Regions from separate parts of the Homo sapiens genome. Here regions 1, 2, 3 and 5 are each linked to region 4. Evidence: chromatin loops called from intact Hi-C (ENCODE). Cell type or tissue: CD4-positive, alpha-beta T cell. All regions are shown on one strand. Region 1 has its middle 450 kb from the start of MIR4432. Region 2 has its middle 28 kb from the start of BCL11A. Region 3 has its middle 7.0 kb from the start of BCL11A. Region 4 overlaps LOC105374754 (a long non-coding RNA gene). Region 5 has its middle 240 kb from the start of MIR4432.

What was found. Peaks named below come from ENCODE experiments on the same cell type or tissue, not always from the same donor. Only the 100,000 strongest peaks of a DNase experiment are listed, where the experiment ranks them.
Region 1: it touches region 4 in a loop (4-fold over the local background); 3 of 110 quality-filtered maps call a loop at or near these places.
Region 2: a loop joins it to region 4, with 25 times the contacts of the local background. A loop is called at or near these places in 29 of 110 quality-filtered maps.
Region 3: it touches region 4 in a loop (7-fold over the local background); 56 of 110 quality-filtered maps call a loop at or near these places.
Region 5: a loop joins it to region 4, with 8 times the contacts of the local background. A loop is called at or near these places in 13 of 110 quality-filtered maps.

What each region holds. Positions count from the first base shown.
Region 1 is chr2:59,932,095-59,937,094 of GRCh38, forward strand. No RefSeq gene overlaps it. Among named protein-coding and RNA genes, the nearest start is that of MIR4432, 450 kb to the right of the region's middle. In CD4-positive, alpha-beta T cell, no CTCF peak of the experiment used is centred here; no DNase peak of the experiment used is centred here.
Region 2 is chr2:60,579,247-60,584,246 of GRCh38, forward strand. No RefSeq gene overlaps it. Among named protein-coding and RNA genes, the nearest start is that of BCL11A, 28 kb to the left of the region's middle. RefSeq lists silencers at 2,446-2,735, 2,714-2,863. In CD4-positive, alpha-beta T cell, CTCF peaks have their summits at 2,752 (motif pointing left) and 2,980; a DNase peak (open chromatin) is centred at 2,715; H3K27me3 peaks cover 1,627 bases.
Region 3 is chr2:60,558,154-60,563,153 of GRCh38, forward strand. No RefSeq gene overlaps it. Among named protein-coding and RNA genes, the nearest start is that of BCL11A, 7.0 kb to the left of the region's middle. In CD4-positive, alpha-beta T cell, CTCF peaks have their summits at 2,832 (motif pointing right) and 3,037; DNase peaks (open chromatin) are centred at 2,798 and 3,298; H3K27me3 peaks cover 791 bases.
Region 4 is chr2:59,299,504-59,304,503 of GRCh38, forward strand. The region is part of intron 2 of LOC105374754 (a long non-coding RNA gene); the gene reads right to left. Among named protein-coding and RNA genes, the nearest start is that of LINC01793, 84 kb to the left of the region's middle. In CD4-positive, alpha-beta T cell, no CTCF peak of the experiment used is centred here; a DNase peak (open chromatin) is centred at 2,508.
Region 5 is chr2:60,149,658-60,154,657 of GRCh38, forward strand. No RefSeq gene overlaps it. Among named protein-coding and RNA genes, the nearest start is that of MIR4432, 240 kb to the right of the region's middle. In CD4-positive, alpha-beta T cell, CTCF peaks have their summits at 2,752 and 2,951; no DNase peak of the experiment used is centred here.

The DNA.
Region 1 (5,000 bases), 630 kb after region 4:
GTTAAACAGCCCATTTCCCAAGGCAGAGAAAATATTGAATCGACAGGTCTCTGAGATATAGTATTCTGTGAGCTCCTTATATTACCTGATTATCCAAATAACTGGGAGTCCAAAGGACTGAAGTTGTTTGAAAGAATAATTAAGAATTTAATCTTACTGTGTTTTCCTTATCTAGTTTTTATTTGTTTGCTTGTGGGCTCTTTTGGTTAGTTTGGTTTAAAGTTTGTTTCTGCATTTAATCATGAAACAAATTTTGTAAATGAGGCACAGGAGTGAGACGTAGTGGACTTTTGAAAGGTATCAGGGATAAGTAAGGGAAGATAAGAGTAGTGGATGATACACTCTTGTTCACTGCCTTGTTTTCCCTGAGCTCCAAAGATCACAGTCAACTTCTCAAACCAAAGCTGTTTATTACCTCATACTCCCTCTGCTGGTCTCAGGCTCTCAGAACCCAGGTGTTTAGAGAGGTGAGTCTCTCCAAATTCTGCCCACACCTTTCCGGCACTTCCAGGAGGCCTCCCTACCCTAATCCTCAACGTCGAGTACCTAGAAAACTGGAATTCTCCTTTCTCTGAACCCCCGAAGGTGGGCTGTCTTTGCCACTTGATGTAGCACTTAATTGCAAATCCTCTGTGCTCTCTTTTTAAAACAAATATCTCCCCTTTGACCAGTTCATAAGTTTCTCCAGGTCACTTACCATAGCTCAGGCTTTTCCCGAACCCGAAAAAACCCAGCTCAAAACTGGACAAAATCGTGGTGAGTTAACCATAAAAATGAATGATGTGGTGAGTCTGAAAAAAATTAGCAATTGAGAATAAAAAGCATAGCCATGTCCAACCTTTTTAAAAAGAAGACATAACAGATAACATATTGTACAATTATCTTTGTCTTCAGATGTTCAATTAACATCTCTAGGCTAACAATTTTTTTTAGCTGGAAAAGACATTCCATTCTTCCTTCTCCTCCCTTTCAGGTACTTTTTCCTACTTCTAATGGAAAGACTCAAAACTTTTTGATCAAGAGCGTATATATAAACACAGCATGCACGCATATACATGCATGCCTGCACACACATATGCACACACACACACACACACACCCCTCTAAACTCTTTTTTCCTTTAAAAGGCAAAGCTCCTTTTAAACATAATGAACATTCCATGTCCAGGAGAAGACCACAGCAGCACACCAGACCAGCCAGATGGAATGGGCTCCCATTTCTCTGGGGTGGAGCCCCTTCATGCTTTCTGTCCTCACCCCAACACCTCAGGTTATGGTTTCTTTTTTGCTGATACAAGCTCTGGAGGTGTCCCCATGGAGACATAAAGAGGCTTCTGGTTTCTACTTAATAAGGAAACCTGAAAATATACAAGACCCTAAATGCATGGCCTCTGAGAGAATTTTCCCATGGGCCACATCCAGGTGTAAGAAATAATTAGGAAGGGTACAACTGTACTTGTATTAAATTTGATATTACATTTACATGCGTGCAAAACACTGGCCCATTCTCAGCCCAACTTTTTAAATTATGTCTGTTTGTTTTTCTTTTTCACCTATACAATGCTAATGCAATGGTTTTGTGCTCTGTACTTTACTGAGTTTGTTCACATCATTTTTTTGCTTGATCTTCAAAATATCCTTGGACAGCAGGCATGTGAAAGACGATAAGTGGCTTGCCCAAGGTCATATAGCTCATTAGTGGCACCACCAAGGCTAGAATATTAATAGTCATCTTTACCCAACTGCCTATCTTAATGCATATCTCTAATGCCAGAAATATAAATTACAAAGTATGGGACAGCTGAGTCAAGGAGAGAATATATCCAAGCCTTTCGAGAGCCAACAATACCCCTTGCAAACATCCAAATCATCACTAAGCTTCATGGTTAGAATCCCTTTCCAATTGGAGTGTTCCTATCCTCGTGGCACGAATCACGGTACTTTCTATTTTTCTGATTTTCCAAAAGAACTGAAAAAGGAAGGGATGCTTATAAAGTACTTGGAAAGCCCTAAGTCATAAGTGCCATGCTAATGATGTCAGCATCCATTGCAAGGTAGACTGTTTTATATCAAGCAATTGTAAATACTGGTGGCATCTGTAATCTCCAACAAGAGCAACTTATGGGTTCTGTTCTCAACTTTGATTTTGACTTGTTTCTGGGCCAGTAACTTAGATCCCTACCCTTACCTTAATGCACTTTTTATAGTTTAATTTCCTTTATGTGGCACTGTTTGGAGTTGGAATTTTTTTTAAAGCTATATGACTCAATTGAAATCAGATTTTCCGTAAAGAAATCAAGCAGATCACAGAGGCGTCCAATCTGAAAACTCTGCCCCATCGCCTGTGGTCATTCCACAGAGAATCATATTTCCCCTTTTTACCCTTTTGTGTATACCTGAATGATTTGTTTGCCTCAGCTTTACGATGCTGCAGTACTGGGGTTGATGAATAAAGCCTCCTGAAAACACATAGAATGTACCAGTATCACCCACAAAAGCTTTGTAGGTGGGACATTTATTTCAGTCTCTATTTAGTCCTTTCTGGTAATACTGGCTCTCCTTCCTTCCATGATTAGGGCTGCCGAAATATGAACATAGACAGAGGAACCTCTAAGGAATCTGTTCATTGCACACAGGGCCAGCATGCAGTACTTATGAAGTGGCTATAGTGCCTCTTTCCCAGTGATTTCTCTGATGTGGCCATAGCATGAAATTCTCAGGAAGAGCTTCATTTTTGGAAAGAGGACGAGGCAGAGAGAACCCCCAGAGAAGGTGATCAGGAAGAAGAGAAAGCGCAGAGGGAACAATAGGTCCTGCCTCTTCCTACCTAACTGACCTTGGGAAAATTACTTAATCTCTATGGGATTATCTCTTTTCTTTTCATCTGTAAAGTGGGAAATACTCTAGAAACCACCTCATAGCATTTCTGTGTGTATCGAATGAATAACATATAAGCAGAGAACCTAGGGTTCTGTGGGGTGCCCAAGCTAGCTTTGGCAATGATAATGCTACTGCAGGGGCAGCTCCAGGACCACAACTGGTTGGGGAAGCAATGGAGAAGATCAATATAGAGAGGCAAGAGCATGCCAGGGACAAGCTCTGCTTCCATGACATTGCCTAGGGGGAGCTCTGGGTATGCTCGGCTCTCAGTGATGAATTAATGAGTTAATGAGATCAGACATGCTGTATATACACCATGTTCCTTTTTCTTTAAAGGTTCCATGAGTGGACCAAGGCTGGTGGAAAAAAAATTTTTTCTAATATCATTTGCAGTAAATGTCTACCATGCTGTACATTCAGTTATTTCAAGGGGAAGGAAAGAGCTGTAAGACAATAGATAAGTTATGGATTAACAAGTGAGAAGTTTATGTTATTTTTCCTTGAGTAAGATACCTGTATTTACTGCATCATTTTAAGAAATCCTGTCTCTGGGATAAAAATGTCTTGGCTCTTGAGTTGGAAATGAGGAGAGGGTATGAGGAGGAGTGAGAATTCTTAGAATTAATCTTATTTAAAGAACAAAGCCATGTTTAATTGCTCTTATTATTTTTGAATGAAGATCCTCACAAATCTTTCAGTGACTCATTGATGGTTACAGATATTGCTATGAATTTTCTGCATATGTGCAAGTTTCAGGAGAACACAAAAAATTCAAAAGGTACAATGCCCTTTCTCCTCTCCTCCATCTCCATTTTTAAAAAAATCCCTAGGCTGAAGATACAATAAATTGTACCTATTATACAGAAAAGGGACATTTTATTTTAACTTTTGTTTGTCTTTTTTAGAGTCGAATTGCACTACTGTACTTTAAAATCTGGCAACAGGTTTCTGATACTCGATATAACAACCTCAGTATATTAATTAGCTTTCAAGACCCCTAAGTAATGAAAATCTAGTCACTCAAGGTCACAGTTTGACTTATTTACAATTGACAAATAACTTGGCAAACTCTGCACTGAGCCACTCCATACAATAGAAAATATATTGTCACTCAACTTAACAAAAGAATCTTTCTTTGCCATCTCACTACAATGGCCCTGCAAATGAACATCGCCTGAATAAGATCCTAACCACATTTTCACTCTCATTAACCACAGTAGGGTAGCACACAATTTGCCTGGCTCCTGCTTAGACCACTGTGCACCATTTTAGTAGCAGCAGTTTGATGGGTTTTATGGCAGGTGATATATGGAGTGGGAGTTTCGGGAGTCGTAAACAGAAGGCACTGTGTATCACAATGTGGTTTAGGGATATAATGACTGTGTTGTAAAGCAAGGGATGACAATACTGCACTAGGCTTGGGGTACTGAACCAATAGACCAAACAGCTCAACATAACTCAAGTAAGAATGAAAAAATCCTAGGAAGGAGTGTGTGTGTGTGTCTCTGTGTGTGTGCGTGCCTTCTTCTAGCTTTCATTAATTACTTCTGATGAATTTGAATAAGAGATACTAAAACTGAAATAAATCTGCGTCTCTCTGGGAAAATACAACATTTCTCTTTCCTTCTAGAGCAATCTATTTCTGCCTCCTCTGTCCAACCCTTAACCACTTTCATTGGCAGAATAATTAGGTAAACAGCTAGTCCTGGTACAAGGAAAAAAATAGTAGAAATTTAGGAAGATTGATGCAGAGGAGAAAATATTACCAAAATAAACTTTCTTTCCTTTCTAGGAGAACTCATCTCCTATGGCAGGGAGTCAAATTATGTCTGACCTAACAGCTACCCCTTCTGACCAGAGAGCAGAAAGAGTTTGCAGGGTTGTAGCCAGTCTCAGGGTCCCCACTACTGACATCCCTGGGTGTCCTGGATCTGATTGTCTCTAAGTCACTTGAAGTCACTGTCCCCCGGAAGACTCTGGCGTCCACCAAAAAGAGAAGAGCAACATGTGATCTTCAAAGAAAACAATGTTGGACCCACAAATGAGGACTTGTGGCTACTCACTTGCTGTGTGACCTTGGCCATCTCAAGAAACTTCTCTGAGTTTCCCTTTCCTTTTGGC
Region 2 (5,000 bases), 1.3 Mb after region 4:
AAAACTGAGATTTGGTAATACTTTTCAAGGATTACCAAGTCAATTACTGAGAGGGAGAAAAATAAAAAGGAAATAGTTGAGCATCACATGCTAGGGCACATTCAATTCAAACAGCTCCCAGGGAGTTAAAATTCTCTCTATATGGTGAACAGTGTGTGCTTACATGTCGCTGGCAAGCCCACAGCAGTTTAAGGTAATATTTTGGTCAGCAGGTGTAGACCCCAAATGAACAGTGGTTTAAGACCTGGATTGCAAGAGGCAGGCATGTACCGAAATTAGAAAAGCATTCTCAGGCTATTGTTTAACATTCTACATATGTGAGATACAGAATGAAAGAATGAGAATTATCTTAAAATCCCTGCTAAAGCAGGGCCTGCTTTCTCAAGGCAATCTCAAGCTTTAGTAGTTCAGACAGATTCTCTAACTGACAATTAATATTAATAGGTAGATTTCACAATGTGGCATTATCACACGGGAGATGGGTGGGCACACCATCTGGGTTTTGGCAGGTATTAGATGTAATCAAAGGGATTACTTGGCTCAGGGAGAAATAGAAAACCTTGGGTTTGTTTAGTCTCTTTCCTCTTTTGTTTGGACGCAGCTCTAGGTGTGCTTAACTATTTTCCCCCTTGTTCTTTATTTGTGGTCGGCAACATCTCCAGGGGAAAAGAAACAAAAACAAAAAGAGATGGATGGACAGCCCACAACGATAGCTTGGATATGGAATCCTGGCCCATTTTCCCTTCTTACATAAAATTCACCAAAAATTTATTGAATGCCTACTATGGGCAAGGAGCCTTGCCAGGACACCTCAGCTGTAGGGCAATAAGATGTCAGCACTTACAGGTCTATTTCTGGATGCTTTAGAATAGGTAAAAGGGCATATTGAATCTTCAAGGAGAATGTAATATTTCTTGATCTGTCTTTGCCCCTTGCCCACCATGTACCTCTATCCACACACACACACACACACACACACACACACACACACACACAAATGTTACCTGGAAGATCAAAAGGTGGATGCTAAAAGGTGGCATCCACCTCAGATTTTAGAAAACAGTCACATAATTGCATTGCTTATTGGAAAGATTCAATACACTAGACCAAGGAACCTATAAGAAGGTATACATGTTTATTTTCAATAAAAATAAATGGAAGTCGTTGATTGGTTTACATTCTTGGAGGAGACAGGTGACGAGGCATTCTTGAGGTACCAGAACCCTGATGATTGCTGCTGCAGGTAACTTGTGAATTTTATGTTCAACTTTTGCTCTGATGATGAGTGAGAAGTTGGCTTGCCACCAAGACATTCCAACTCATGAAAAAACACTTCTAATTCCCCAGTGTCTCTACCCAGGACTGTCTTGCATCCCACAGATAAACACCACCCTAACACACAATGATACTGCCATTGTTTCATATTTATCACATGCCCAGAGAAAACAGCAGTGACAGAACCTCAGGCTGGACGGTCAAGCTCCCGCAGATACCGGCACTCCTCCACGCCTCCTTCTGAGCACACAAGACCGCAGAAGATCCCAGGTTCCTTCAAAATTATTTCTGGTAGGATGATCTTGTCCCAAGAACCCAATGTGTGGGATGTATATACTTAGCCACTTAATAGATGACAGTGATTAGCCCCAAACTTTCTGTAACAATAGATCAAAGATTAGGCAGTCCCATTCGCAGGACTAGCAAGGCATTGTAAGGACCTATTTCATCTTCACCTTCATTCTCATGCTACGTTACTCCACACGCAGGGCACCCCCTAACCATCTCCCTAAACAGACAAAATAAACTCAGCTGGCACCACTTTTTCTTTCCCAGCCCCCCAGCCACTTCCAGGATCTTTTCGGGTGTAACAGGCACATGATCCATGCTGTATGTGAATCTTTATAAAATTTTACTGTCAACAACATAACTACATATTCTAGTGCTCAGATCGACTTGAGCCCTTAAGACTGCAGGGCCCACTACAAAACCCACTAGTCACATGCGACTACCTAAATTCAAGTTTATTAAAATTAAATACAGTTTAAAATTCAGTTCTTCAGCCACACCTCAAGCGATCCATGGCCACGTGTGGCTAGTGGCCACCATATTGGCCAGTGGAGACAGAACATTGGCATCATCCCAGTAAACTCTACTGGACTGCGGGACTAGAGGGTGCCAGAACACGAGAGGAGAGAAGTTTTCCTGGACCCCTGCAGAGCTGCGCTTGGAACAGCCAGGCCCAGATGCTCACGAGTTTGCAGTCAACCTAAATGCATGTCTCCTCTGCACCCGGGACACCCAGGCCCTGTAGCCTTTCAAATGGGAAGTCAGGGCAGTGCTGCAAAACCTCCACAGTGCGGAATTCCGGGAAAATTCTTTACAGAGGTGTGGAGGTGGAGGAAAGCTTCCTGGGCAGGCCTTTGGGGTCGTCCCCACGCAGGCGCTTGCAGCCACCCCAGCTCGCGCGGGGCCGGGCTTTGGGGTGTGAGAGCTGGGACGGGAGTCGGGTGGATGCCTGGCCGGAGCCGCCAGCTCCCCTCGTCCTCTTTGCTTGTCCTTTAGCACAAGGGCGAGCAGCGTAGGACAAAGACTCGGGCGGCAGCTGCCTGGTTCGGCGCGCAGGGGCGGCCTCGGCCACCCGGGGCGCCCGCCGCCTCCACCGCCCCGCGGGGGAGGCCCGATGCCCGTCTTTGTCTGTGCCGCCGCCGTGGGCCGGGTCCGCAGGAAGCGGGCGCCATCGTGCGGCCTGAGCTGGACACTGCGCCCCCGGAGGCGCGGAGGCGCGAACCACCAAGCGTGGCTCCAAGCTCCACGGGGACGCTGGTGTCATCGTGGCCACGACTGCTTGTACTGTTGTGGTGCGTTCTCTTTTGTATACTAAGTGCTGTGTGAACACAGAACCACTTCCAGTAAATGCAACTGAGCCGTCGCCAGCAGAAAAAGTAGAAGGAGGTGGACAGACTTGTCTATGTACAATGAATAAAAATACCATGATCAAGAATATTTAGTGATGTAGTTGCTTGCATATGCGTGGAATATATCTGGAACGTCACAAAGGAAAGTGGTTACCGTACCTGCCCTGGTGACCTAGGAGGGTGGCTCATGACTTCCTTGACTTTCGTACCATGTGCACATATTACCTACTCAAAACCAAAGCATTTAACAACCTAAAGATATATTTAATAAAATGTGTCGGTCAGGCGCCGTGGCTCACGCCTGTAATCCCAGCACTTTGGGAGGCCGAGGCAGGAGTATCACTTGAGGCCAGGAGTTGGAGATCAGCCTGGCAAACATGGCGAAACCCCGTCTCTACTACAAATACAAAAATTAGCTGGCGTGGTGGCACATGCCTTTAATCCCAGCTACTCGGGAGGTTGAGACTAAAATCTCTTGAACCCGGGAGATAGAGGTTGCAGCGAGCTGAGATTGCACCACTGCACTCCAGCCTGGGCAACAGAGTGAGACTCCATCTCAAAAAAAAAAAAAAAGTCTATGATATGTACCATGTGCAAATGTTGCTGAAGCCAAAGGTAAGTAAATGCCAAGTCCTTGCCTTCTGGGGACCCTGAGTACATGAACAATCTACAAGTCACAGAAACGGAATTAAACCATGTTTCAAAGGATGCTTGGTCAGGAAGGGTTTTTTGTTTTGTTTTGTTTTTTGTTTTTAGCTTGAATGACCCAGTTCAGCAGGTGAGGTTTTGCAGTCTTGGTGAGGACAGAAAATGTCTTCGTTGTCCTGATTCAGTTGGCCAAACTCTTCTTACCATAGAGTAAATTCCTCTAACTATGTTTGTCTCTGAAAATGCTCACCCCAGAAAGATAGCAGAAAAGTAGCATTTACCCTCTGGCTTATTTTAGAAGCCATGGGTAGAGTTGAAGCTCTCAGAAATGACACTCTGTGTCCTTCCAACCCAATCTTCTCTCCTAAACACTCCACCCCATCCTCTAACCGAAGTCCAAAGTACTCCAACAAATTTAACCTAGAGCCATGTACCAAGTTAGAATTGATTACATTTAAGCTACTTCCAATTACCAGAGCCTTGATTCTGTGGCATAGCCACAGAGTTGGGCCTTGTTGTGGATGGCCTCCCAGAGCATTTAAATCTGGCCAAGGAGCCAAGGTAAATGCACTGGGCCAGTGGAGCTCCTCCAGGCAGGGACAGCACCATCATCCTTTTTGTGACCTCCCCCCAGTGCCTCCATCAGTGCCTGGTAGAATACCTGGCACTGTATTAAACTGAACCCTAAACTTTTTATTTCCCTGGAAGTGCTCTGCAGAGTCATGGAAAAATGTTGAGACAGAAAGCTCAGCACTCCTGAGGTTGGGCTGGAAGGAGTGTGGGCAGCAGGGCTGCCTTAGGTGCTTAAAGAGTCTCTCCTGATCATAAAGAAGACGTGATCTGCATGCCAAATGGAAAAAGCTAGAGTCCTAAGAGCAGGGAGAGCAAACGGCTGGGAAAGCCTCCCCCAAGAGGAGAAAATTTAACTCGGCTGGGAAAGCATGGCTTTGGCCTAAGAAGGGAATGTGTGTATTCACATGTGTGTGCATGTGTGTGTGACAGCATGCATATGTGTGTGTGAACATGCACACGTGTAAGTGGCTGGGTCTGTGCAGTAAGCATTCGAGAATCCTGGTTCACCTGCCTGCTTGGAGCAAAGCATCTGATTTGGGGAGCAGGAGAGCAGGGGAGAGAGAGCTTATTGAGTCAAAATCTATATATAAATATACATTTTTTTTTTTGCCATTGGACCCTTGAGGACCAATTTATAAACAATAACTTCCAAAAATGCAAGACCTAACCCCAGTCCCTATCCTAGATCTCTGATGAACCTCTGAGGCATGAACAGGAGGGGCCTGGCCGGGCAGCAAGAACATGACCAGCATTTCCCTAGCAGTGGGGAAGGGAGTAGAAATGCATCTCAGACTTGCACGAGGCATGAAGTGGGTTAGCTGGTTTTCCTGTTTTCTGTAGAAACAGGGCGGATGCATCCTTCCATGT
Region 3 (5,000 bases), 1.3 Mb after region 4:
GCTCACACCTGTAATCCCAGCACTTTGGGAAGCCGAGGTGGGAGGATCACTTGAGGTCAGGAGTTCAAGACCAGCCTGGCCAACAATGTGAAACCCCATCTCTACTAAAAATACAAAAAATTGCTGAGCATGGTGGCGCATGCTTGTAGTCCCACCTACTTGGGAGGCTGAGGCACAAGAATCGCTTGAACCTGGGGGACAGAGGTTGCAGTGAGCCAAGATCACATCACTGCACTCCAGCCCGGGCAACAGCCTGTCTCAAAAAAATAATAATAAAAATGTTAGGGAGTTGCTTGTGGAAGAGGATGAGCTTCTTTTTCCTCCTCTACTCCCAGTGTGACCCACAGGTTGGGAGGTCCCTGGAGGACAGTATCTATACCTTCTACAAAGGCACAGACATCTCTCAAGGAGGCTCCTGGGAGAACCATTAGTCTGGCATCTTTCTCTCCAGGCTCCCTGGGCCTTTAGCTAGCTAGCAGTCAGCGCTTCAAACACCTGAATGAACCTATCCAAAGAAAAAGGAAAAGGAAAGAAGGAAGAAAGGAAGGAAGGAGGGAGGGAGGGAGGGAGGGAGGAAGGAAGGAAGGAAGGAAGAAAGAAAGAAAGGAGGGAGGAAGGGAGGGAGGGAGGAAGGAAGGAGCGAGCTGAACCTGCTCTAAGTCTATACTTTCCTCTAGATGAGGCTGCTGTGTGCTAAGTCAATAATGTATGGGGAAGAGGGAGCAGTAGTCTTACCACATAAGTAAGGGGCCCCTTGGAAGAGACAAAGAGTTCTAGTTAGAACGCTACTGAATGAAATGCTCAGTTTAGCTTCCTAATATTGACATCAAAGACACAGAGGTGCTGGGCAATGCTGCCAGTCCAATGAATGTACTGCACTAGAGAGTTCCTAATGCAATAATCAGCACACAGTAGATGTCCAATAAATGGTCTTTGATAAATAATAAATTAATAAAGTTATCTGATAAATAATAATTTGATAAATAATAAACTAATAAATCCTATCACCACATACATGAAACCAACATAACCATCCAAATTCTATTCATTTTCCCCCAAAACTAATAAGGCTTTGATCAGGCAACCCTATTCCAAGAGTGTGTTTAAACATAAAAGTGATTCCCACCAAGGATGGTGAGCTCAGAAAAGATTATCTCGAATATCAGAGCAGCTGAACAAGTAACAATACAAGATATTTCCATCGTCTCCAGCAGCATACATTATCAAATATCTTCCAAATAAGCCAGTATCAATAAGCTGGTATCAAATGATTTCTTTTTTTTTTTAACATTGCTTTTGGATACGTACAAAACTGCTTTCTCAAATGAGACTACTTTTAAAGGAAAAAAAATACAATCAAAACAACCAAAAATAAAAGGTATTTCAAACTTGATTCTCTATGCTTCCCTACCCCATGCATCTTTTACCTTTAGCAAGGGAATAATTTTTTAATACGTGTTTTTCAAACCCAATCTTAAAAACAACCTTCACCTATATGCCTCTCTCTTTCCCTCTCTCTCGTAAATAAAAAAAAAAGCAACACACACACACACACACACACATCTGGTCTGACATTTTGTACAGCCAGCTTCAGCCCAATGTGATTTAAAACAATGTGAGTTAAAAACCTCTTAAAATTTGGGTTTATAATGGAAACGCTGACAGACTCTTAATTATAGCAGCCCTGCCAGACACTGCTATAATGAAATAGTTGTGCTTTCATTACTATAGAGGCACTATAGTTAAGGGTCTGTCAGTGTTTCTATTATAAACCCCAAGTTTAAGAGGTTTATAACTTGGGCTATTTAAATGGCACTGGGTAGAATTCAAGTTATCAGTCCAGATGTGAACTTGTTTTATAAAAGGCAGAATAACTCAGCTGAGGAAGCTTTTGGATCTCTCTCTCTCCTCTTTCTCTCTCTCTCTCTCTCTCTCCTGTTTCTCTCTCTCTCTATCTCTTCTGTTTCTCTCTCTCTCCCTCTCTCTCCTCCAGAACATTTCAGAATGTTTTTAGTAGTTTCAGATGGTCTTATTGCCAACTTCCAGCTATGACTTCACTGCCTGAAAGGAAATTTTATAGGCAGTTAGTCCTTTATTTGGACAAGTACTCTTTGCGATTTTATAAGTTTTTATTATTTTATCCTGGAGTATGTATGTGTGGGTGTGTGTGTTCCTACATATATATAGGCGCACACACAGAAAGAAACAACTTAAAAATCAAGACTATATGCCAAGGAATGTTGCGACCTCATACATATACACAGAGGTATGCATTCTGTGCTACCTTCTGATGAAAAAGTATGAACTTACCAGAAAGGAAAAATAAAGCACCTCAGATCATCTTAATCCTGTCTACCAACTGTGTGGTAAAAATAAGAGTTAGTATTCACATCTTATTTCATAAAAGGTACAGCTTTCCTGGCATCACTTGGTTTGTTTGGAAGGCAATAGCATGGTGCAGTCATCCTGAGTTACCCAAGGACTGTACACAAACACCATGTATTTCTCTGCTTGACTTTGACTGTTGACAGATTGATGAAGAATTTACTTTGTATAATCCGGTGGACCAGAGTTTTGAAATATGTACTATTAACCTGGTATACCACCACCATAATATGAAACTAATGTTTATGGGTGATGATGTGGCCGATGCTGAGTATATGCATGAGGAAAACAAGGATGGTGGTGGTAATGATGATGATGGTGGCGATAGAGGTGGCGGTGGTGGTGATGATGATACTGGTGGTGATGGTGATGGAGAAGGTAGTGCTGATGGGGTGGGGAGTGGCAGTTTCTCTAATTAACATGTCCACCAGAGGGCAGTAGAAATAGGATGAAAGATGGGGTAAGGTTAGAAGCTCTAACACTTTGTTTCTCCAAATCTTGTTGCTTTAGAAAAGCCACTCCATAAACATCAGGTGGCGGACAAGTTAAAGTGAAGTTTTTAAATGCATGCAGCTCATGGCACCTCCACCAAAATGTGACCTTGGCTGGATGTTGTTGGCAGACCCTAAGGTCACTGACTTCACACAGAAAGGCCCACCAAGAGCTATGCAGCAACCACATCTGCATTCAGAAATCTTTTCACTTTCAGAAGAGCAGTTCCTTTCCTCTATTCCCTCTGACTGGGATCAGACCACCAAATTAGGCCACTGAGGACCACAGGCTTTGATCGTTCTCACTTCACAATAGCTTTAGTTGGTCTCCTCTGGAATTCAATGAGTGACAAAAGGGAAGCAGTCATCAAAACATGTCACCAGGCTCAAGTTCCTTCTCTACCAGTGTCTCATAAACCCCATAATTGCCTAACCCCATAACCACTCCAGCTGAATGCCAGTCATTCCCAGAGAGCACTGCACAGCCCAGACTATTCTGGTCCCTTCTCTAGAAATTAAGACTTTTTTTGTGTGTGATAGTCAATAGTCTTTTTTGGTTTTTTCTTGTCAAATTCAGCAAAGGGAACTTTTCTAGGAGAAAATACCTATCCCTCTGTCATCTTTCTTTGGCAGCTTAGTAGAGAATAAACAAATCTCTCTATTCTCCCATTCCCAGTTGCACACAATTTGCCTGTTTTCTCTTTCTCTTAAAAAAAAAAAATCCTTGCACAAGTTCAGTTATCTGAACCTCCAGATTCCTATAAAATGAAGAATCTGGTCCTAAGAATTGTTATTCTTTCCTTCTTTATGGAGCACTGCACTGTGCAAACATAAGATGTGGTCCCTGCTTTTGGATGATTGGTTTTGTTTTGTTTTGTTTTTTAAGGCGGTAAGACACACATACACAGGCACAAGCATGTCACATAAAGTTCACCAGTCACACATGCCAAAGCCATACAAATGCACACTATTATCCTATTTTGTATAGCCCTAGCTTCATATTACTAATTTGAGCGGTTCTAAACCTATAGCGAGGATCTATGTGAGGCAACACAGCTCTGGTCACTCTGACACCAGATTTGTACTTTCTGGAGAAAAACTTGATTTCCCATAAATGAGAATGGTAAATAATGAGGTCTGGTCATAGATATCTGTGATCATCTATCTCTATCACAGTTTTTATAATGTTTTCAAATGGCTTAACTAGTTACTTTTGAGAAATGAGCTTTCTGTGCTACCACTTGTTTTGTAGGCAATATTATGGACTATTCCTAGCATGTATTTGTGAATGTGCCTTTTTTTTTTTTTTGAGTCGGAGTCTCGCTCTTTCACCTCTGGAATGCAGTGGCACAATCTTGGCTCACTGCAACTTCTGCCTCCAGGTTCAAGCAATTCTCCCTCCCTCAACCTCCTGAGTAGCTGGGATTACAGGTGCCCACCACTATGCCAGGCTAATTTTTGTATTTTTTTAGTAGAGAGGGGGTTTCACTATGTTGGCCAGGCTGGCCTCGAACTCCTGACCTCACGTGATCCACCCACCTCAGTCTCCCAAAGTGCTGGGATTATAGGCGTGAGCCACTGCGTCCAGCCAATTTTTTGTTTTGGTTCCCTAACACATAGTAGGCACTTAATACATTTCCTGAATCAAGGAATGAATTCCACAAATATATTTTCAGTTGCTGCTGCCAGTGAAAAAGACATGGGTATTTGCGTTGCTCACTAATAAGTACTCAATAATTGAAAATTATATTATTTTATTTCATTTTTTAAATAGTTAAGAAACATGGGCCATTTGCACTGCTATTTAACCTACATATTATAAACTCCACACCCACTTCCATCAGGGGGAAACAATTACATGTCTCTCTGTGTATATTCCATATAATATCTGTGTATATATGTGTGTATAATATCTTTGTATATATGTCATAAAAGCCACCACATCACCCAAGTCCTAAGTTGTTAGAGCTTATAGGGCACAGTCTCTGTCATTTTCATCTTTCTCTCCCTCAGCACAGAGTAGAACCTTAGGAAAATGTCTGGTACATGAACAAAGACTTACAAAGTAAACCACTTAGATTCCCAGGAACTTCAAAATCCTATCTACCATAGACAAAATGTCCT
Region 4 (5,000 bases):
TGGAAGGGAACCGGAGTATACAAATAAAATATTAATATTTAATCATAGTGAATTCCTTACATTATCTTCTCCTTTTACTTGTCAATTTATCTGAGATGCAACAGCCTTTGGAAACCTACAGATCTGTAGATCGTGAGAAGGAAAGGGAAGGGGAGGCGGATGGCTTCCTCCAGAAGTGATATATATTAGGAAGTCCCAAAAATCCACTACAACAGGAAGTTTTCCACAGAGCTAATGTCAGGGAGCACCCTCCTAAGGAGATGTTTTGCTTCGTTTCATTTCTCCCAGACCATGCATATGTATGTAACTGAGATAGCTGTTTAGAACTTTTCTCTCACAGAAAATGAGATAACCATTAGGACAACAGGCTGACAATATGAAAAATGAAGTTATTCTTCCACATACAAAAATTTCAGATGAATCTAAGATCTAAGTGTAAAAATAAACTACAAAATACTGGAAGAAAGTTTGAGTGAATATTTATATAATTTTGAAGGAGGAGAGGTCTTGTCACATATGACATTGAAGACAGAAATTCTAAAAACATAATGATACATTTTTGCCTTATAAAAGTTAATCATACTTGTACAACAATAAAAGCAAACCAGTTAAAAATACTATCAACAAGTATTTAAAATGTCTGGGAATATTTGCAAATATGTAGCCAATACAGTGTTAATATATGTAATATATTTGCACATATGCAGTGAACAAAGTGTTCACATAAAATATAGTTAACAAACTGTTAAGTGTTAGTGTAAAGAGTTCTTCCTACTAACTAAGAAAATGACAAATGTTTCAAAAATATAGTGGACAAAGCATATGAAAAAGCAGCTCGTAACATAAGAATCTTAGGTGGCAAACATATAGTAAGAAAGAATAGATTCATTCTATGAGTCAAATAACTGCGCATTAAAACAATAGAAACAATTTTTCTATCAAAGCATATGGGAATAGTTTTTTTTTAAATTATAATATCCAGATTGGGAAGGGGTGTTTCCTCATTTTTATTGAGTGCCGCTGAGAGAGTAAATCAGGAAACATTTCTTGGGGACATTTGGCAATTTATCAAAGCCTTAAAATCTATTATCCTTTGACTTGATAATTCTGCTACTAGGAATTTGTCCTTAGGAAATGACTGAACAAGTAGGCATATGTACAGAAATGCTCATCACAGGTTTGGTTTATAAGATAGAACTATTGGGAGAAAATCTAAATATTCGATGTTAGGGCACTGGCTGAATAACCATACATCTGTTTAATGGAATAACCATTAAAAGTGATGATGAAGATATTATGGATTTGCCAGTATGCAAAGACATTTATGATTTATTAAGTGAACTAAACAACCTATAAAGTATAGACATATACACAAATATTTTATATTATGTGTATGTATACATTTTTTAAGAATATACACAAAAAATTAACAGTTTAGCATGAGTTATTTCTCTGGATGTGAGTTTGATTTTTCATTTTTATTCACCTGTGTTTTCTAATTTTCCAACAATAATCTGATTTTCTTCCAAAGCAGCAATAGTAAAGAAGGTGGGATAAATGAACAGAAGATCTAATTGGCGAAACAGTTTTTGGAAATGAAACCTTTTATTCTGCGAATAAGAAACACTTCTGCGGTGTTCCTTAAAGTGTGGTCTAAGCATCGTCTGTATCAGAACAATTCAGAGGCTTTCTTAGAAGTGCAGATTCCAGAGCCCAAATGTGAGGTATAAAATGGATCCCTGGGACAGTGCCCAGGAATCTACCAATTTAATAAGCCAAGCGCCCAGGTGCTTTCTATGTATTGGGAGGGCTGAGAACTATTGGCCACAGAAATTACCTGGATCCTTTACATTTCAGAGTTACTGAATGATGGTCAGTCATATTGAGTGATAACTCTGTGCTAAGTAGCTTCTAGTAGCTTCCTTATCAGTGCAGTGACTGTTGGGTGTCCATTAAGGTGTTAAGGGATGCAGCTCAAGGCATTTTTGATGCAAGGAGAAAAGCCATTTCAGTTTGCACTCTTTCCTTTCTCTCCCCAGAGCATCCCCTTTCATGATTTGTAGGCCACAGAAATTATCCTGGTCTCTAAGTCTCTTTGCATGTGAATGCCCCAGGGCACTGTCAATGGACAACAAAGTAGACATTATTCTTAGAAAATGAGCTCCAAGAGTTGGAGAGAAAGAGCCCACTCAGGAACTTGCCAAGGAAGCAACACCGGAGTAGAACGAATAGAGAGGCGTTCGAAAACTTAGCTCTCACAAGGCTGAGGTTGAGTTGGAGTGGATTGAGGAAAAGAGGAGAAAGCGTTCTTTTTTAAGCTAGCCAGTTTTCCAGGAGTGTGAGATGCCAAAACTAAGTTTTCCATAAGTTTCAGCACAAGCTCCGCATCTGTCAGCCCTCCAGACTCTGATGATAAAATGATACGCAAAGAGTGTGGTTGCTCCCAAATACCACAGTGAGTACGTCAGTCCCCGTCTGGCATATAATTGCTTTCCTAAATTACCAGCAGGTGGTGCAAGAGTTTCCAAGTCAGTGAACTTCCCCTTCACATGGCTTCTGCTCTGGGAAGTCTGGCAGTAGCCCACCCCTCCTTCTTGAGTTCCTCTCATGATCCTTACATGGCTCCTCTGTGCTCCAATAATCACAAGGGATCGGGAAGCGTCTTTAAAACGCATTTTGTACCTTTTAAAATGTGTTAAATATAAATGTAGAATCAAAGAAACATGCATTAATTATAGAACCGTGTTAAGGAATAGAGAAAAAAAAATCCCATTGCTAGCAAACCCAGCGGAAACACAAGCCTTCCCCTGTTAGCAAAAGAGGAATGGGGAAAATTAGCAGAAACCTTTAGGATTTAATGCCCTTTACCTCCTACTAAGAAGACTATGAATATGGATTTGGGAAAAGGGATTGTTGGTGGGGAAGGGATTAAATTAGCTTAACCGGAAAAATCGAAAGGAATGAGAGGATATAAAATTGGCCACATCCTGAATGGCATTGGTAGCTTCACTGGTTATATAAGAAGTGAGGAAGAATCTCTAATTGGGAATTCCCAGAATGTTGTTTTGGAATATTTCAGGCCAAGGAGGAGTGGGGAAAGTCTGTTTTAAGAAAACACCAGGCAGTCAGAAGGAAGTTCAGCAGGGTTTCCAGACCTGGCTAAGGAAGAGCTGGAAGCAAAGGGGACTAAGGCTTGAGTTTACTTGAAGTGGAATGGAAAACTACATCTCTAGTTGAGAGTGAAACTCTGACAAGGTCTCAAGACAGGGATGCTATGGGGTTCTCGATTTCAGGCATCTATAGCAAAGTGGTAGCAAATTTGGGACTGGGAGTGTTCACACGTCACATGCAAGAATTCAGATGGAGAGACAGATTGCATCATCAAATAGACATGGTATTAATGCAGTTGTGAGTATTTGTATATCTTTGATTAAAGCTTGGAAATGACACTACGGTCTTGCACAAATAGAACTCCAAAGGAAAAAGAAGGAAAATGATAGGCTCTGACACATGAGGCAGAATTTAGTCCAGGCTGAATGGATTGCTTTTTTTAAAGATCATCCCCTTTTCTAAGGAACTTTTTCACAGACCCTTTCCAGGCCTGCCTTACTGTCTCTAAAATTGCTAACTACTCTAGAGAACCAATCTAGAAACACCATGACCAAGACCTTGATATATTCAGTGACTTTGGGCAACCTATTTAAACACTATGGGCCATTACGTTAAGTCCACAAATGTAGAGCCAACTCGCAGTGAAAAGTGTGATGTTACTCTGGAAACAATAATGGGAAGATATATACCATATACAAATATGGGGTGGGGAGGAAGGGAGGACATGGAATCAATTCTATTGCACTCAACTACATTTGCTGAAATCATATACATAAATGTGTTCTAAAATGCAGCTGAAACATGGATTGCTGCTTGAGATTAGGGCTTGTTATGACAATTCAGGATACAGTGATTGTCACTAAAAGATGACTGCGGGCACATAATGAAGTAAAAAGTGCTAGTTGATAGGTAGGTGCAGGTGACGTATGACAGCTAATGAAACAATATAATGTGTAATTGAAAAATGTACTGCCTTGGTTACTGTGAATTTTATTGCCGTCCATAATAAAGGGACCAAGATTGTACATCAACGATTAATCCTCCAACATGTGTCAATTCCTGCATAAATATAGTGAAAGAGGTAGGAGCCCAGTACAGTGTTGAAAAACATATGCTAAGACAAGTGTTAGGCAAAAGCAGAGTAAAAGGCCACATTCTCTACAAAATGGCTCAATTGTCCTCTCCCCTCCCTCCATTTTAGAGCATCTCTCTAGTATCATCTGACATTTTTACCATATTTCTTGGAGAAAGTGGTATTTCTCCTCCTCATAAGGCTGAATATTGAGAATATTTCTCTTCCATAACACATATCAGCATCTAACAAATTTTATGTTTTACTTATTTCATTTTCTGTCTCTTCCTACTCTAATGTAAACTATGAGAGGCAAAGATCTTTACCTTTTTTTTTTCTTGCTGCTGCGTCTCTAGTGCTGAAACGAGTGAGGGATATATAGTAGGTACTCAATAAATGATTTCACATCTTCCTATACCTCTCAGGATCCTTAGACCTTCCCTCTTCCTAGAGATAAACCTAGAAATTTATATTATAAAGATAATAATTTTCCATCAAAGCTACTGTTGTAAATTCCTTTTCCTTTTTTTCCTGCCAGAAACCCCAAATAAGTCTGCTCTTGGCCAACATCCCCATCCACACCACATAAGCTATTTTTTATCCATTGCCCCTCAATCAAAGACTTTTTCAAATTTTACTTCCAAGTTCAAGGGGTCTTTTAATAGCCAATACCCTATGCGACTAATGTGCCACAGTTAGCCTGTTGAGGACTCTCTTCCTCTTGAAGTTTCCTTTCTCTTTTGTCTTCTATGACACTGCATACTCTGGTTTCTGTTCTTATTTATTCAAAGGATATATTTCTGTCTGCATAAGATAC
Region 5 (5,000 bases), 850 kb after region 4:
TCTTCCTTCATCTCAACTCTCAAATTCTCCTGCTAATTCATTTCTTGCTTCTTCTGTTTCACAGCCTTCAAGGAAAGCCAGTGAGCACATTTCAGGCCCTTTTCTGGGCACAAGGCAGCCCCCTGGCTGATGGTTCCACACAGTGGGTTCAGGTACTTTCATAGTGAGGCCGGGATCACCTCCCTGCCTTCCCAGCACAGTCTGACTTTCAGGAACTTCTAAACGTGGTGGCGTGGGAACCCATGGACCCCGCCGCTCTTATCTACCTGTGCCTTTCGTTCCCCTCGTCTACAATTCAGGAGAAAAGACAGAGACTAGGAAAGATAACCAAAGAGTGAATACTGAGATGACAAAGTATTAGTAAACAAAGAGAAAGAACACTTGGGGATTCAGGACTGGGAGAGGGTACCAGGTGAGAAAAGAACCTCGATTTGGCTTCCTATGCTGTGACCAAATGGCATGGCACCACATTTTCTTTTTGAAAAGTTGATGAGTCTGTCTTTAGATTTATAGACAAAATGGTTGTTAATACAGAAAAACAGTCAATGTAAGCTTTCCCACCACCCGTTGGTGGGAAATTTTACCTTCAACATTTTACCTTTCCTCTATCCCCTGGACAACTGTTGGATGAGCTGATCTCAACCTCTAGAGAGTAAAAGTAGGCAAGGACTTTAGACCTGTGACTAAATGATCAGCTTAGGCCATTAATAACTCATTACTCCAGCCAAACAGACTGTTAAAGCCACTTTTCTATCACCTGTCATCTGATGTCATCTTAATTCGCTTCGAATGTTTAAAGACATTTGTGTTAAAAATATGACCATCCAGCCATCTTCCCAGGCAAAGACAAAGTCTTCCCCACAGACAATTAAGGAATGACATTGTTGTTTACTAACATTATGCTCTAAATGTGAGCTATCTAGGTTGGTGAAAAAGTCATTGCTGGTTTTGCCATTGAACGTAATAGCAAAAACCACAGTTACTTTTGCATCAACCTAATATTTCTGATAGAGTTTATAAACTTGGAAGGGTAGGTAGCCATGGAAGTTTGAAAATTATCTCAGCCTCATTGACATAATAATATTACCTTGATGTTTTACTTTTTCAAAAGAAAGTTTGTTCCTGAGTTCTTTTCTCTTCCTCCTTTTCCTCCTCCTTTTTCTCTTCTTCCCTCCCTTTCACCATTCCTCCCTTTATTTATGTTCTCCCTTTCATATCTCCTTTCTCAAACTAAAGTGATATATGACTTTGGCTAGGAAGAGTGATTACACACAGATTCAAGTGGAAGAACTTTTATGCATTCTTTTCTCTTAAAGAAAAAAAAAAGACATCCCTAAGAGAGAAGAGCTAATAAAGTCCTATATCGTTGATGATGGTGATGCAGCAGCACAAACAAATTATAGTGTTCAGAAAGTTTGAGAGACTGAAAAGAAATGCACAACGTGTAACACCAAATTTGCCTGTCAAGGGTTTTTTTTTATTATTATTACTGCTTGTTTCATTTTATTATATTCTTAAAGCTGATGTTTGCAGCGATTTGCTTCACTATAGGAAATTCCAGATTCAAGAATACTGATTTACAACTTCAATCATCACCTGACAAATACAGCCCTTGCTAAGTGAGAGCTGATCCATAACAGGTATTTCAAATTTTCATAAGTCACAACATATCAACCCCAAAGTGAAGAGTTTCATTCACAGGAAACAATTTTCTGAAATCAGCAAATATTTTCTATAAAGAAAGAAAAAGTAAAGAATAAAGGGCAAAAAAAAAACCCTCCTCTCAAGATAACTTTATCCCTGAACATAAGAATCCATATGCTGAAATATGGTGAGCTCTGTGGATTTTATTTTTATTATACCTCTCTCCTACACCCCAGGTTTAACTCTTGTCTTCCTCTGCCCAAGTAGCTTTCCAGAAACTGACATAGATGGGCTAGTAGCCTTAATGGAACACCCAGAGTTAACCTGTAAGTCTCACAGCTTCTGCCAAGAGCTGTTGGCTGCTTACTGTCACAAAACATTGTGTCTGAGCCACTCTGACATCCTTCTTCAAGTTTTCATGGAACATGAGACCATTTCAGCATTGAATCATTGCCTCTGATCTATTGTGTAGGTGACCAAAAAAAAAAAAAGTGCTGCTGCAGCCGCCAAAACTGTTAATCCCTAGTCTGATATAGAAGTACAAAGATTAGAAATGCCACCCTTTTAGTAAAAGTTCTTTCTTCTCTATAGCTCTTTCTACTATTCGGTTTTGGAAAATACATAATATTTTTACTTCTCCCAAAAAATTCAAAAAATTAATTGTGTCTGGAAAACTTACGCAGTTACTAGTGAAATCAAAATGTCCAGATAATTTCTAGATTAATCAGAAAAATGAGACTGAAAATTTCAACAATAAAAAAATTATTTCAAAGATACTTGCCAAGTTTTTCATTTTTAGTATATTTAATATATTTTCTTTTTGAAAATACCTTTTTTTAAAAAAAGAAAACGTTATTCTGTAAAAGTGAAGTCTTTTAGCATTGCTAGAATGGCTCACTAATTTCTTTACAAAAACTCAATTAACAAACTTGGGAAATTTTCAGGCTAGCGCTATGGCTTCTAATTTGTCTAGAGAGCAAATATTTCTTCAGTGCAAACTTATCAAAAGACCAATATACAAAATTTAAAAACCATTGAGGCTTCTGTGCCCTCAAATTACTTTGGGGGAAAAATAATCCATGGTGCTCCATATCATATGTTAAAGAGCAACACCTAATGGTAGAATTAGGTATTGCAGGCCAGCTCTCTTAGGCATTGGAAATATGCCTGGCAAAAGAAGCCTAAGAAGTGAGGACATTCTCCAGAGTAAAACGTATTCCTTCATCTAGAACAGGTAGAGATAAAGGAGGCAATGATAGAAAAGTGTTGCCAAGAATCTTGTCGTTCTACAGTAATTGCAAAAGTATACTCAATATATCTTGAGGAACCCACAGACCTGGCTACCAAATTAGCATTGTTTTCATATAATATTTTCAACTCATTACTTGGTAACTTTTAGGAATATCCAAGTAACTTTTTATAGAATCAGCTGGAAAAATTAGATTCGACATAAAGCCAATTTTATTAAACAACAAATGATTTTGTAAAGTAAAATATAATGATATCATCAATTACTCATGAAAATAGTGGGATAGGACAAGGACGATGCAAAATTACACATAATCTATTTTATTTCTATTTGGCTTTGAAATGAAAAGCACAATTTCACTGCACAAAGAAACTGTCAAACCCATAAAATTTAGTGATAAAAATCAGTAAGATCATTTAGACTCAAAAAATCATTTGACTGCCTTTATTTTTTTTAAAGGCTTTGTCAACCCTTACTAACACACATAGTCGACAAAAACAAACCATTTTAAATAAAGAGGACTGTTTAATGAGTGGCACTTTTGTTGCTCACCTACTGCTTGATTTGTAATATGGAATTTAAGTAGCCAAATTGCCAGTCAAAATGTTGAGAGCCATTTTTGGATATAAACAAAGATAGGGAGCATATCTGAGAATGCTCCCACTCTGACTCCATGCCCAGGCTCTCTTCTGAATTAGTTTGAATGCTGGCAAAAGTAAAGAGCATTAGTTTGAATGCTGAGCAGAAGTAAAGAGAAGAGAACTCTAACCTCCATGAATAAGCATCAGTAGATTAAAAAGAGCTAAACACAATAGCCTTATGGAGTCAACAGAACACACACTGAAACTAAACCTTTTTCACCTTCAAAACAGCTTTATTTCTCCTAAATTATGATGTTAAATTTAGAGTACTCCAAACCTGGTTTAGATTGCTATTTTGTGAATGTTCAAACGAAAAAAAAATGCATCTAGATAAGGGATAGTAAATAGATTATATATTACTTACATGTTATTAGATTACAAATTACAACCGCAGCTTAAAATAACATACGTTTACCATCTCACAGTTTCTGTGAATCAGGACAAGCATGGTTTACCTTAGCTGGATCCTCTATAAGGCTGCCATCAAGGGACTGTCAGGGCTGGGGTCTCATCTGAGGCTCAACTGGAGAAGGATTCACTTCCAAGTTCAAACAGTTGTTAACAGCACTAAGTTCCTTAGACTGAACACTATGGAACTGAGTCCTCATCTGTTTGTCATCCAGATAGGTTCCTTGGCAAGTGAACCTCTCCACAGGCAACTCTCAACATGGCAGCTTATTTCTTCAAAGTCACCAAAAGAGAATGATGAAAGACAGCTATCACAATCTTACGTAATGAAATCATGGACACGCAATTACACACCTTTGCTGTATTCTGTTAGTAGAAGCAAATTCCAGATCATTTCCACTCTCAAGGGGAGAGGATTACTCAAAGGTGTGAAAAGTAAGAGGTGAGGATTATGGGGGGAAGCCTTGGAATATGTCCACCACAGGTTTTTAGAAAGCTAGTGGCAATTAATTGGCAACAGCTACCTACAATGTCAAGTCGGCAAAGATTCTGAACCTCAGCTCAGCTCATTCATTCAACATCTGTTTTTTTTAAACATGCACTATTTCTTCAATAAATGAGAAGAATATAGTAGAGAACAAGACAGATACAGACCTAACCATCACAGAGTTTCCATTCTCGTAAGTGGGGACAAAAATAAATTGCAACATCAGAGAGTTCATGAGGAGTTACAGAGAAACATCATCCCTTAGAGTTGAAGAGATTTTGAAATCTACTCACTCCGTGCCCTCATTACAGAGGCTGTGGTGATATGAGTGGGAAGGCCAACAAAGGCTGCAGCAATTTCACCAGCTCCACTGCTACCAGTTATGAGCTTTGTGAACTTAGGTGAATTCATTCACTACTCTGAGCCTTAGTTTTTACAGCTGTAAAATGGGGAGAAGATTGGAATAAGTGGTATCAATGGTTCTTTCTAGTTTTAATCTTTCATGGGTAAATTTTACATAAAACAGGAACCAATCTGTTAAATGATTTTGGTTTAAGGTTTTTAAGTAAAT